Linked DNA regions of Homo sapiens: region 2 is linked to region 1. Evidence: read pairs that join two places in POLR2A ChIA-PET (ENCODE). Cell type or tissue: A673. All regions are shown on one strand. Links, peaks and the distances in the headings refer to the core of each region. The heading gives the core; the rest is flanking DNA. Region 1 overlaps GPC6 (glypican 6). Region 2 overlaps GPC6 (glypican 6).

Region 1 (5,395 bases), core at 338-5,337:
CTGATGCGTTCCCACAGTAAACTGCAAGTTTATCCATTCAAAGAGGGAACCCGTGACTTGTCTTCCACTCTCCCTGACACTCTTCCTGATATAAGTACGTGGCATTTTTCAGCCTCTCTTCCTGGCAGTGGAACTCTCCTGGCTCATTCCCTCCAATATCTAGTCATATGCTAAGTTTGATCAACCTGATTTGGTAGGTCCTGTATAAGATTCTCAAACTCTCATTTCCAACCCACTTTCTTACTTTTTCAATGACCATAGTCAGATATTTTGCCTTAACAACAGCTCCATAGTACCAATCACTTTGCCTTGTAGGGGTTTTAAAAATAATCATTCTTTTCCAACCTGCTTGAAATATGACAGCTCCTAAATCAATAAACTAGAGTTAGGTGGCAAAATACTTGATTCCCAACAATGAAACTCAGGTCCAGAGTAGTGTCACATTTGTTAATGTAAATACCCTCACCATATGTGCATATGTGTTTTAATGAAGATTAGACCCCAAATTTTAGGGCAAATTTATCATAATTATTTTAGGGGAACAATTATTGTGATTCTGGCAGTGGGAAAGTGATCTCTGAAGGACCAGATGACTGTGTATGGTACTGCCATCTATCACTTTACATGGTAGACTCCTACCAAACTTTCTTCCTGCACTAAGCTGACACTATCTCCTTGTGGAATATGTAGAGTGTTGGCTCTTCTCTGATTCCTTCAGTTCCAGGGAAAAAAGAGGTTTCCAAATATAATAAATATTTCCCATGTTGAATAAAATATTAGCAGAAAATATTGTTCATGTTCTATTCTCCAGCTTTAGGATTTTAGTTTCATAGTCATATTTTACATATTTTTACTAAGGTTTGGTAACAAGCATCAAAACAATCCAAGTAGTGGGGTGAGAGATACACTATATATCTCTGGTCAGAGTGTCAACCTGATTTGTATGCAGCAGAACACAATTTGTGGTCTACTGAATCCCCTTGTAATTATGCTCTCTTTATATATCTCAGGTTTTCTTTAAATCATTCTTTAGTAGGGCATTGTATTTATAGCAGTCTGTAAATTTACATGGAAAAACCCCAATAAACTTTACATAAATTGAGAAATATTTGAAAGCAAATAGAAGTGCTAGACAGTGCCCTTAGATACCTTGTAGTTTAATGTTAACAAAATAAAATACAATCAACCAAATTCTGATGGAGCAGCATGTCATCAACAATGACATTTCCAAACCTGATGTTACTGATAGGGGTTTTATTAGTTAATTAAATGTGTGCAGACTACATGCAGTGTTGCAGATAATGTAGAAGAGGACATGCATGCTTCATTGCAGCTCAATTTCCTTTCTAGAAGTTATGACGATATTAAATTATTTAAATTTCTAAAATGAGCCACCCACATTCCTCCAATCTTTTTATTGTAAATTTCTATCCACTTTTCACTAAGATGAATTTGTTTACAGTTTATTTTTGATAAGTCTTGCAATACTTTTTGGGGAGTGTTAGGGGAAAGAAACTCATTCAAATTGAGCAGATTTCCAATGATTTGCAATCCATTTATTTGGGTAGACTTGAAATACAACAGGGACATTCAAAAGTTTGAGCAGTAATTTATGCTATATTTATACATAAGCCAGATTTCATTCCCAGAATTTCTGTCTCTCCTATGGTTTTTTGCTCTGATTTATGAATTTATTTGTAATAAAATCAGGTAAGTCAAGCATTTATTCTAAACTCCTAGTCTGTTTTTTATAACTTACACAATTCGTACACTTCCAATTATTAATTACTTCAATTATTCATTCAGCAAATATTGACTGTCTTAGAGATACAGTGGACACTATTCTTAATGCTGGGAATGTGCTGGTGATTACAAAACCAAGTCGCAACACATGCAAAGCTCATTTACTCTTTATGCTTTTCAACCTTAAAATTTTATCATCACCAAAAAACATTTCTTTGCTTAGTTGATATGGCAGTACCAGAAGTTAGGTGAAAAACAGGTGCACATTCAGAATACCTACTGTAAGAAAGAGCTTACCTTACAAAATACTATCAGAAAGAAATTCACTCTTTGTTAAATAATAGTGTCAATTGTGTGGACAATTATTCTGATGCTAGTGATGAAATATCAAAAAGAGAAGCAAGGAATATCCCTAGTTTCATTTTTGGCATTATTTTTGTCATACCTCTTTTTATCATTGTTAGCTTTGCTAGAGGTTTGTCTGTTTTATTGCTGTTTCCAAAGATTCAGCTTTTTGTTTCATTGATAATTCTCTATTACATTACTGTTTTCTATTTCGTTGGTTTCTGCTTTTTATTATGCCCTTTGTTTGTCTTATTTAGGTTTACTTTTCTTTTTCTAGGTTTTTGAAGTGGGTGCTTAGATAACTGATTTGAGACTTTCCCTTTTTTCAGTGTATGCATTTCCTTTCGGCAGTGTTTTAACTGTGTGCCACAAATTTTTGATATGTTCTATTTTGAGTTTAATTCAGGTTAATGTAATTTTTGATATCTCTTGCAACTAACTGCCTCTTTGACCCATAGATTATTTAATAGTGTGTTGCTTAGTTTCCAGGTGTTGGGAGATTTCTTTCTGTTATCCTTCTATTCTTGATTTCTAGTTTGAATCCATTGTGGCTAGAGAATATACTCTGTATATATTTAATTTGTAAAAATTTGTTGAGGATTGTTTTATGACCCATAATATAATCCATATTGGCATATATTCTGTGAGCTCTTGAAAAGAATGTGTAATCTGCTTTGTTGGGTATCCTATAAATGTCACTTCGATCCTTTTAGTTGATAATGTTATTGATTTATTCTATATCCTTGCTTATTTTCTGTCTAGATGTTCTATCACTTGTGAAAAGATGGTTGTTAAAATCTCAAACTGTAATTATTGAATTGTTTATTTTCCCATTCTATTGTCCTTTTGCTTCAAATACTTTTGTAGCTCTGTTTTTTGTTGCAAACACCTCTATGATTGCTTTGTCTTATTGCTAGTTCTTTTATCATTATGCAATGTTCTTCTCTATGTTCAATAATTGTCTTTGCTCTGAGTCTATTCTATCTAATATTAAAACTCCCTCCGTCCCTCCCTACTCCTTTGCCTCCCTTTCCTCCCTCCCTCCTTCCCTCCCTCCCTCCCTCTCTCCTTCCCTCCTTCCCTCCTTCCCTCCCTCCCTGCTTTCCTTCCTTCCTTCCTTCCTTCCTTCCTTCCTTCCTTCCTTCCTTCCTTCCGTCCTTCCTTCCTTCCTTCCTTCCTTCCATCCTTCCAGCACCTTTATTAGGAAGACTGAAATGATAGTATGCTGTCTTAAAAAGCTTGGTTGTAAAAGGAAGGACTTGAAAATTTCCTTTCTCATGTCCTCAAAGACATGGATTTCATTTATATGCACCTTGGTCTTTCCTCAGACCTCTAACTTCAGCCTGGAGTTGAGCAGAAACCCAGCTTAGTTTCCCTCAAATCATTCTTATTCTCCAGACATGGTGCTGCACCTTTGAACCAACAAGCAGGTTACTGGTAGTATACTTCTTAATTCTGAAGGCTTTTCATTGTTATACAGGAACAAGCTACACCTGAATCAGAAAATTATTTAGTTAGCAAAGCATCCAAAACAGCCAAAGCTATTCTACTTATGGTTGTTAATGGACAGTCTAAGAAAAGCTAAGCAAATGTCATCTGTAGGCATTTGCTGTACCTCAGACTCTTATGGGACAGGTTTGCAGACTGTTTCCCAGTTCCCCAGTGGGTTCATAATTGCTGACTCTTTGCACTCTCCTTTGATTAATGTTTGCATAATATATGGTGATTGAGGTTTCTGGCTCCCCATATGGCCTTCACTGGCACCATAAAAGGAGAGATGTCCCTGTAACTGCTGAGTGGTGATAGAAGTGCCTACTCTTTACTAGACATTGTCTCATACCTCCCTAGTGAGAAGAGAGAGGGGTGCCTCATTATTGGTGGGTGGGGGTAGAAGTATGGGCTCCTCGTGTAGTCTCCATTGACACTACAGATTATGCTCTAACATTATCAATAATCACATTAAATATAAATGGTCTATATATTAATATATTGATGAAAAGCCAGAGATTGAGAGAATAGATTAAAAAGCATAATCCAACTTTGTACTATCAGCAAAAATTCACTGCAATTACAATAAATAAACTTGTTAAAAATAAAAGGATGGGAAAAGATATACGATGGAAACATTAATCAAAAGGAAGCAGGAGTGGCTATATCAAAGGATAAGTACATCAATAAAACAGCAATCCTAAATGTTCGTGTATCAATAATAGGATACTTTTAAAACTTTTCTGTTGTGACTTACATTGTTTTATTGCTTTTCAAAAGCAAAGAAAAAATGGAGTTTTTGTTGGCATAGTCTATTATTTTTATTACAATACTATTAGTAGTCACAGCATGTAAGGCTATTAATAAATGAAATACTCGTAGGTGATAATCATGTTTGGATATTCTAGTTTGAGCAGAATTAGAAGCTCAAAAGTATGCTGAGTTTGTTCACATTTGCTATTGTTTTAACCACATTTGAAGCAACAGTTTAAACGTTTTTTTGTCACTTGGGAAAACTGTCAGTACTCTATAAGGAGGAATGAAAATACCAGAACTATAAAAAGAAATGTTCAAAAGCTTCAATCAACTTTTATAATATTTCCAGCTTTAAAATTATCATTATTAAATTCATATCTATCAAGACAGTGTATTTCAAATCATCAGTTTTTTCCATGGCCTGCTGTATTCAAGCTAACTGACAAGTGATTATGTAGGTTGTATCATTATTATATTTTTTAAAATGCCAATAGACATCCCCCCAAAGCAGCAAGGAACTACTTTTCAAATTCACTTAAATGACACACGTTATTCTGTCTGTCTCTGGCAGCTCTTCATTCCTGCCCAGAGTTTATGGGTAGATGCCTTTAAATTGTGGAGGAGACCGAGTACAATGCTGCATTCATTATTCCAGACAGTTGTCATCATACTGAAATGAAAACTCCTTTTAAAATTTTAATTAAAATCCTAGAATTGGCATGCCCTTTGGGTTTCTAGATAATGTAAAGGTTTTTGAACTATCTGGAAATGTTAAAAATTCATGCAAACAGAGGTCCCCTGATAAAGAAATAGAGCCTTCTGCCGCTATTCTTTACATATGACAAACATAAACACCCCAACTTAAATTTTCCCTTTTCTTCCTTGAATAAGGCAGATTTATAAAACAGTCTCATAACTGGAATGTATATTAACTTGTTAGAATCATTGATTTAAAACTGTTCTATTCTTTACGCAAGGGAAAAATAATGCTGGATTTCTCAGTTTCAAGTACAGAAGATCCAACTCAATAAGGATGTTTATTGTTAAATAATCAGAAATCTAG
Region 2 (5,395 bases), core at 278-5,277, 610 kb after region 1:
GGTCCACTTCCTTCTCTCAACTGAGGTTTTTCCTATAACCTCAAATAATTCATAATCTCTCCTACAAAGGTAAGACTTATTTATTTAAAATGCAGCTGAAATCACTTTGTATGTTTAATTTCTACATATTACTGACTCCCTCACCAGATCATAAGCACTTTGAATACATGAACTAATATTTCATTTCTTTATTTTGAATGGTTATAGTCAATACAGTGCCCTATGAATAATGGTGTTTAATACTGACACCATATTGATGAGAAGATGGACAAACTTCCTTTGTGAACCACGAGATAAATCTAGAATACTACTAAAGATATAGAATGTTATAGGAAGTGCCCAAAACATACTAGCATTGAAATTGCAGATAAATGAATGACAATTCTGGGACAACACTATCCAATAGAACTTTCTGAGATGAGGGAAATATTATGTATCTACACTCTCCAATATGGTACTCACCAGCCACATGTAGCTGTTGAGCATGGGGTGTGACTGAATTTATTACTTTAATATGTCTAAGTATAAATAGCCACATTTGGCTGGTGGCCTCCATATTGGACAGCACAAAGACACTTCTTTTGTGTGTGTGTGTGTGTGTGTGTGTGTGTGTGTGTGTTTGTGTGTGTTTTTTTGTGTGTGTGTGTTTTTTTTAATTTTTTTTTTATTATACTTTGATTAGTAGACTACTCTTTGAGTTCTAAGGGCTAGTGTAATAAAGGATTAGGGTCATTTTTCCACTTTCCTGATGCTTTTTTTTAATTCCTGGCGCACTGTATTAATAATGGTAGAGCAATGCTACCCAGAGTGGTCTATAATTCAGACCATGCAAGGAATTGTTTGTTACTAGTCCATGACAAATTAAGTACAGAAATTGAAAGTAAGCATTTAGAAGACTTACAGCCGCTTGATATTGACATAGCATTCAAATGTGGAGTCAGTGAACTCAACGCATTAAACAAGGCACTTTGAATATTATTAAACCTGCACAGTATCATCTGGCATATAGCAGTAGGGCCAAATATTGGTCCTTGGAAAATCAGAAAATTTTAATAGCTGCCTCGTATAGGACAGCTACAGATAGTTTAAAAAGTCCATGTATAGAGAACTAGAAATCAGAGGCCAAAATTATAGCCTATTCACCATAAATCAGCCAAGTTGTATAGACCAGACCTTTCAGAAAGATACGACTCAAAAATACAAGCACTCTTATAAACTATAAACTCCAGCCTTCTCAATTTGCAAATTAAAAAAACAAGTACTAAGAAGATGTGACATACTCAGCTACTTACATCAGAGCTTGAAGAACTTTCCTTCTAGCTCTCAGGCAACCTCTTTTTCCACTATGCTAAATGGATTTGGACCAAGAGAGATCTTACGATTCCCTCCCACAACAAATGGAAATCTGAGAATATTACTACAACACTTCCATAAAATCCACCATACAGTCAGCTTGTGCCTGTACCAACTGAGGCTTTTCTCCCCTTTTTAATGGGTTGTCACATGATGAATTTAAAAGAAAATCAATGCAAACAAGGTATCCACATGGCTCAGTGCATATGGAAAAATGAATCAATGAAAACCACCCTTATACTAAACTTTTAGATTTGAACAAGGTATTGATTAGTTTTCTTTGTTTTGCTGAGCCATAAAAGGATGCTTCATATTTTGATTTCTGTCTTTGAAGTGTTCCTAGATAGTAGGCAAAAAATGGTAATAAACTGTTAACAGCTTAGGACTTCCTAAAAGGAGCCCAGAAAGAATCCAGCCAAGCAGTATTCTCTGCATTGGAAATAGGGCAGGGCTTAGTATTGAATGTGTAAGGGATGGCATTGGCACTCTAGCTAGATCCTCTTTATAAGCAGGTGCTTTCGATTCCCAGCCACACCTTTCTCTGAAAGATTGCCTTGGGCCACAGGAGCTATCTGGCATAAGAAGTTATGCCTCTTTTCCTTCTCCTGTCTCCAGGAGGTGGGGGCATTCAGCTGCCAAGAATGGACTGATCAGGAGTTTCAGATCTCCTGTGTCTTTTGTGTGTTTGGATATGGGGGTACAAATGTCTGGCCCCTTTGCCCAGAGGCAGGATTTACTGTGTGGTGCTCTGGAGCTCCTCTTTATAGGATAAGGCTGAAACCATATCTGTGCTGGCCCCATCCCTTCCCTTTTTCTGCTTCCTCTCACTTGCTTACAGATTTCTCCTAAGAGCACACCCTCAATAAATCACTTGCACAAGAATCCCCATCTCAGAGCACTGTTTTTAGAGAATGTGACCAACAACAGTGTATGCCAACTGAAGACATTAAAAAGCTATTTTCTATTACCTCAAATATTTTGTCCTCTGGCTTGATTCAAATTCAGAATAATATTTAATTATCTTATTATTCAAAAAGAGAAAACTAAGAGATATCTGAATTTTTTTATGCCTTTGAAAAGACTCTTGTCTCCTAAGTTTGGACTCCTTATTATCGTTGATCACTGATTTCAGAGCAAAACTTCTGCTCTATTATAGAACATGTAGCTATTTCTGAGTTTGTGTTAATTGCTATTTCTTATCTGATGAGCCCATTGTAAAAGTTTTTTCGCAAGAACTTAAGAAATTTCAAGTACATAAATAATTTCTTATGCAAATACAAAATACCTCATATTTTTAAATCTATGGAAAGTTTTAATATGTTATTTAGTGAAAGAGTTAATCAAATGTTTGCCCTTTGGGGCCATGTGAGGGAGCCTGCTTTATTAATTTATGATAAATAAAAATTTGTATGAAATAACAAATAAGAAAATATAATTTTCAATTTTATATTCAAATCATATCAGTGGCTCAGAAAATGGAATTTATTAGGAAGAAATCCTATCGCTCTTTGCATAATTTTCTGGTGCTGAAACATGAGAAAAATCTGGCTGCTCATTACTATATCCTGGTTTAACATTGCTTTCAAATGCTCATTCACCAACCTAAGCTTTTTTCTTTCCTGTATCTCTGTGGAGTTCTCATAAAATATGCACTTAAGCTAATGTAAAAATAATGCATTCTTCCATTATGCTCCAAATCATTTCACAGTGTCATGTGTTTGTTAATAAATTCAGTTGTCAGTCATCTCCTTTGGTAGCTATTTCCATTAGAGATTTAGCTACCATTTAGTGGTGGTGGAGTCACTAAAATTCCAATCACTATCTTCAACAATGTTTTATTTCTCTTTATTTTATTCATCCATGTGACCCAATTTCTTATTTCATCAAGAAATATCTAATAAATGATGTCTTTTTTTCTTCTATTTCTTCCTGAAATCATAATAGCACTGCAGAACCCCTTCTTTATTTGCAGAATTCCCAGAATAAAATTCTGTGGAATGGTCACTTGGGGTAAATACCACTGAACAAGAAATTTTCTATGGCGTTGAACAAGAGCAGAATCATTTGTGATCATTTTTAACTTTCATCCTGTGCTGATGGGGCCTATGGTCTTCTAAAAGCTAAACAGAACAAGACTTTCCAACAGAGAAAATATGAAATATACATTTTGTGGATGATAAAACAAATATTTATTGTTAGTCAACGTGATTCAAAAAATGCAGTCTCTACATTCAAATGGATCAAATCAGAAAAGAGAAGACAAAAAGACATAAGCAATCCTAATACAATGTGATTAGTCCCAGATGTCTGGACAAGACTCTCTGGAAGCAGAGAGGTGAGGAAAACTTGCCCATTTGCTGTTTGGAAGAGACCGAGGGAAAGGTCACAGAAGATTACTAGTTGAAGTGGTTTGTATACTTGTATTGAAAAGGGCAGTTTTAAAGATACCGACCCTACATTATTTAATTCCCACATCTATCCTTACACTACTTAGGTATCTCTCTGTCAAGAATCAATCTTGTTCGAATTTTTTATTTCTCTATCCTAACTACTTCTCTTCCATATCCACCAACTTACTAAGGATTAGGTAAAATCTACTACTGACAGGAAAGCCAAAAATAACAATGGCTTAAATGAGATGGAACAGATTTTCTCAGCTGGTGGGTCATAAAATGAACTGTTAATCAGAATCTGTAACACTAGTTTTTCCGTCAGCATCACCTCTCCTGCCAAATGGTATTGAGTTGGGTTTGTACAAAGACAGTCCTTTCTGTTTCTAGGGTCAGACTGCAGCTCTACTTCCCATAGCTATACTCAAAAGATTATAAGATGGGCCATTCAGAATGTTTATACTTATATCTGGGAAATCCAATTCCTACTGAAGTCTAAAGAGATCTGTGTCAGCTCTAGGTGCTCTCTTTTGATGGGCTGGATTTGGCAAATGTACATTCTAGTCTGGGCTGAGGCTGGAGTTTTTGTCGTTGAAAAGGAAATAAAATCTTCTGCCTTTTGCAAACTTTGACCAGAATTCATGAAGGAATAAATATATATTTATAAGCAATGATTACGCATTAGCTGATGTTCAGAAAATTAAGAGAAGAGAAAGACTTTCACACAAAAGAAAAGCTTGTGCAAGACCTGAACCTTGAGAATGTACATGTTAATCATAGTAAATGCAAATTCCCAGTGCAAAGAGCAAAAATCAACTTTGGGCAATATTGGTTACAGTAAATATGAATGTTTTTCTCCTGATCACCAAACTGGATCGTATATAAAATGTAGTTGATGCTGAGGGTTGATAACTGAGTTATCAGCTTTCTGGTATGTTGGAGAAATCATGCATTTAGAACATAACACTGAGTTTATTAAATTCATCGTGTTTTTTTTTTAATTACTTTTTAGAGATGGGGTCTTACTCTGTTGGTCAAGCTGGAGTGCAATGGTGCTGTCACAGCTCACTGCAGCCTCCAACTCCTGGGCTCAAGCAATCCTCCCACATCATCCTCTTGAGTAGCTGAGACTACAGGCATAACCCCACTCCTACTTTAAGTTTGCAGTTTAATTAGTAGCAAAGGCATTCATAGACCCTTAAAATTATAAAACGATATACAGTTGTTAAACAAGAAAAAGGAGAGATAGACAGACAGACAGAGAACTATTCAAAACTCCAAACTTCCAATATTGAACATCTCTGGATGTTTGTGGATACTGTAAGTTTTTCATATTTTTGTTAAAAAAAAAAAAAGCAAACATCACTAACAAGGAAGATAGTCCCAAAGAGTTCTGGACTGATTAGAAATCCAGAGAGTAGCTGATTCTTGCCTCATATGAACTAGAACAAGTTTGAGGAACTAACAAATAAAATTTTTTCCTGAAATCACATGCTTGTTTTTCCATAAGACAACAATTAAAGAAAAAAATTGAAAAGAAAAAAATGGTAATTTGCATCATTCTTTTGGAATTTTGAGGAACATTGAATTTATTTATTTATTTATTTATTTTTGCTAAAGAGTTATTAGAAGACACTGTCCATTTTTTCAAA

The links. Peaks named below come from ENCODE experiments on the same cell type or tissue, not always from the same donor. Only the 100,000 strongest peaks of a DNase experiment are listed, where the experiment ranks them.
Region 2: POLR2A ChIA-PET joins it to region 1 with 15 read pairs; 1 of 35 experiments calls an interaction of 5 or more read pairs at or near these places.

What each region holds. Positions count from the first base shown.
Region 1 is chr13:93,365,148-93,370,542 of GRCh38, forward strand. The region is part of intron 1 of GPC6 (glypican 6); the gene reads left to right. Among named protein-coding and RNA genes, the nearest start is that of GPC6, 140 kb to the left of the region's middle. In A673, for the core only: no CTCF peak of the experiment used is centred there; DNase peaks (open chromatin) are centred at 3,244, 3,354 and 3,804; H3K27ac peaks cover 3,270 bases.
Region 2 is chr13:93,978,700-93,984,094 of GRCh38, forward strand. All of the region lies in intron 3 of GPC6 (glypican 6), which reads left to right. Among named protein-coding and RNA genes, the nearest start is that of GPC6-AS2, 120 kb to the left of the region's middle. In A673, for the core only: no CTCF peak of the experiment used is centred there; no DNase peak of the experiment used is centred there; H3K4me3 peaks cover 266 bases; H3K27ac peaks cover 546 bases.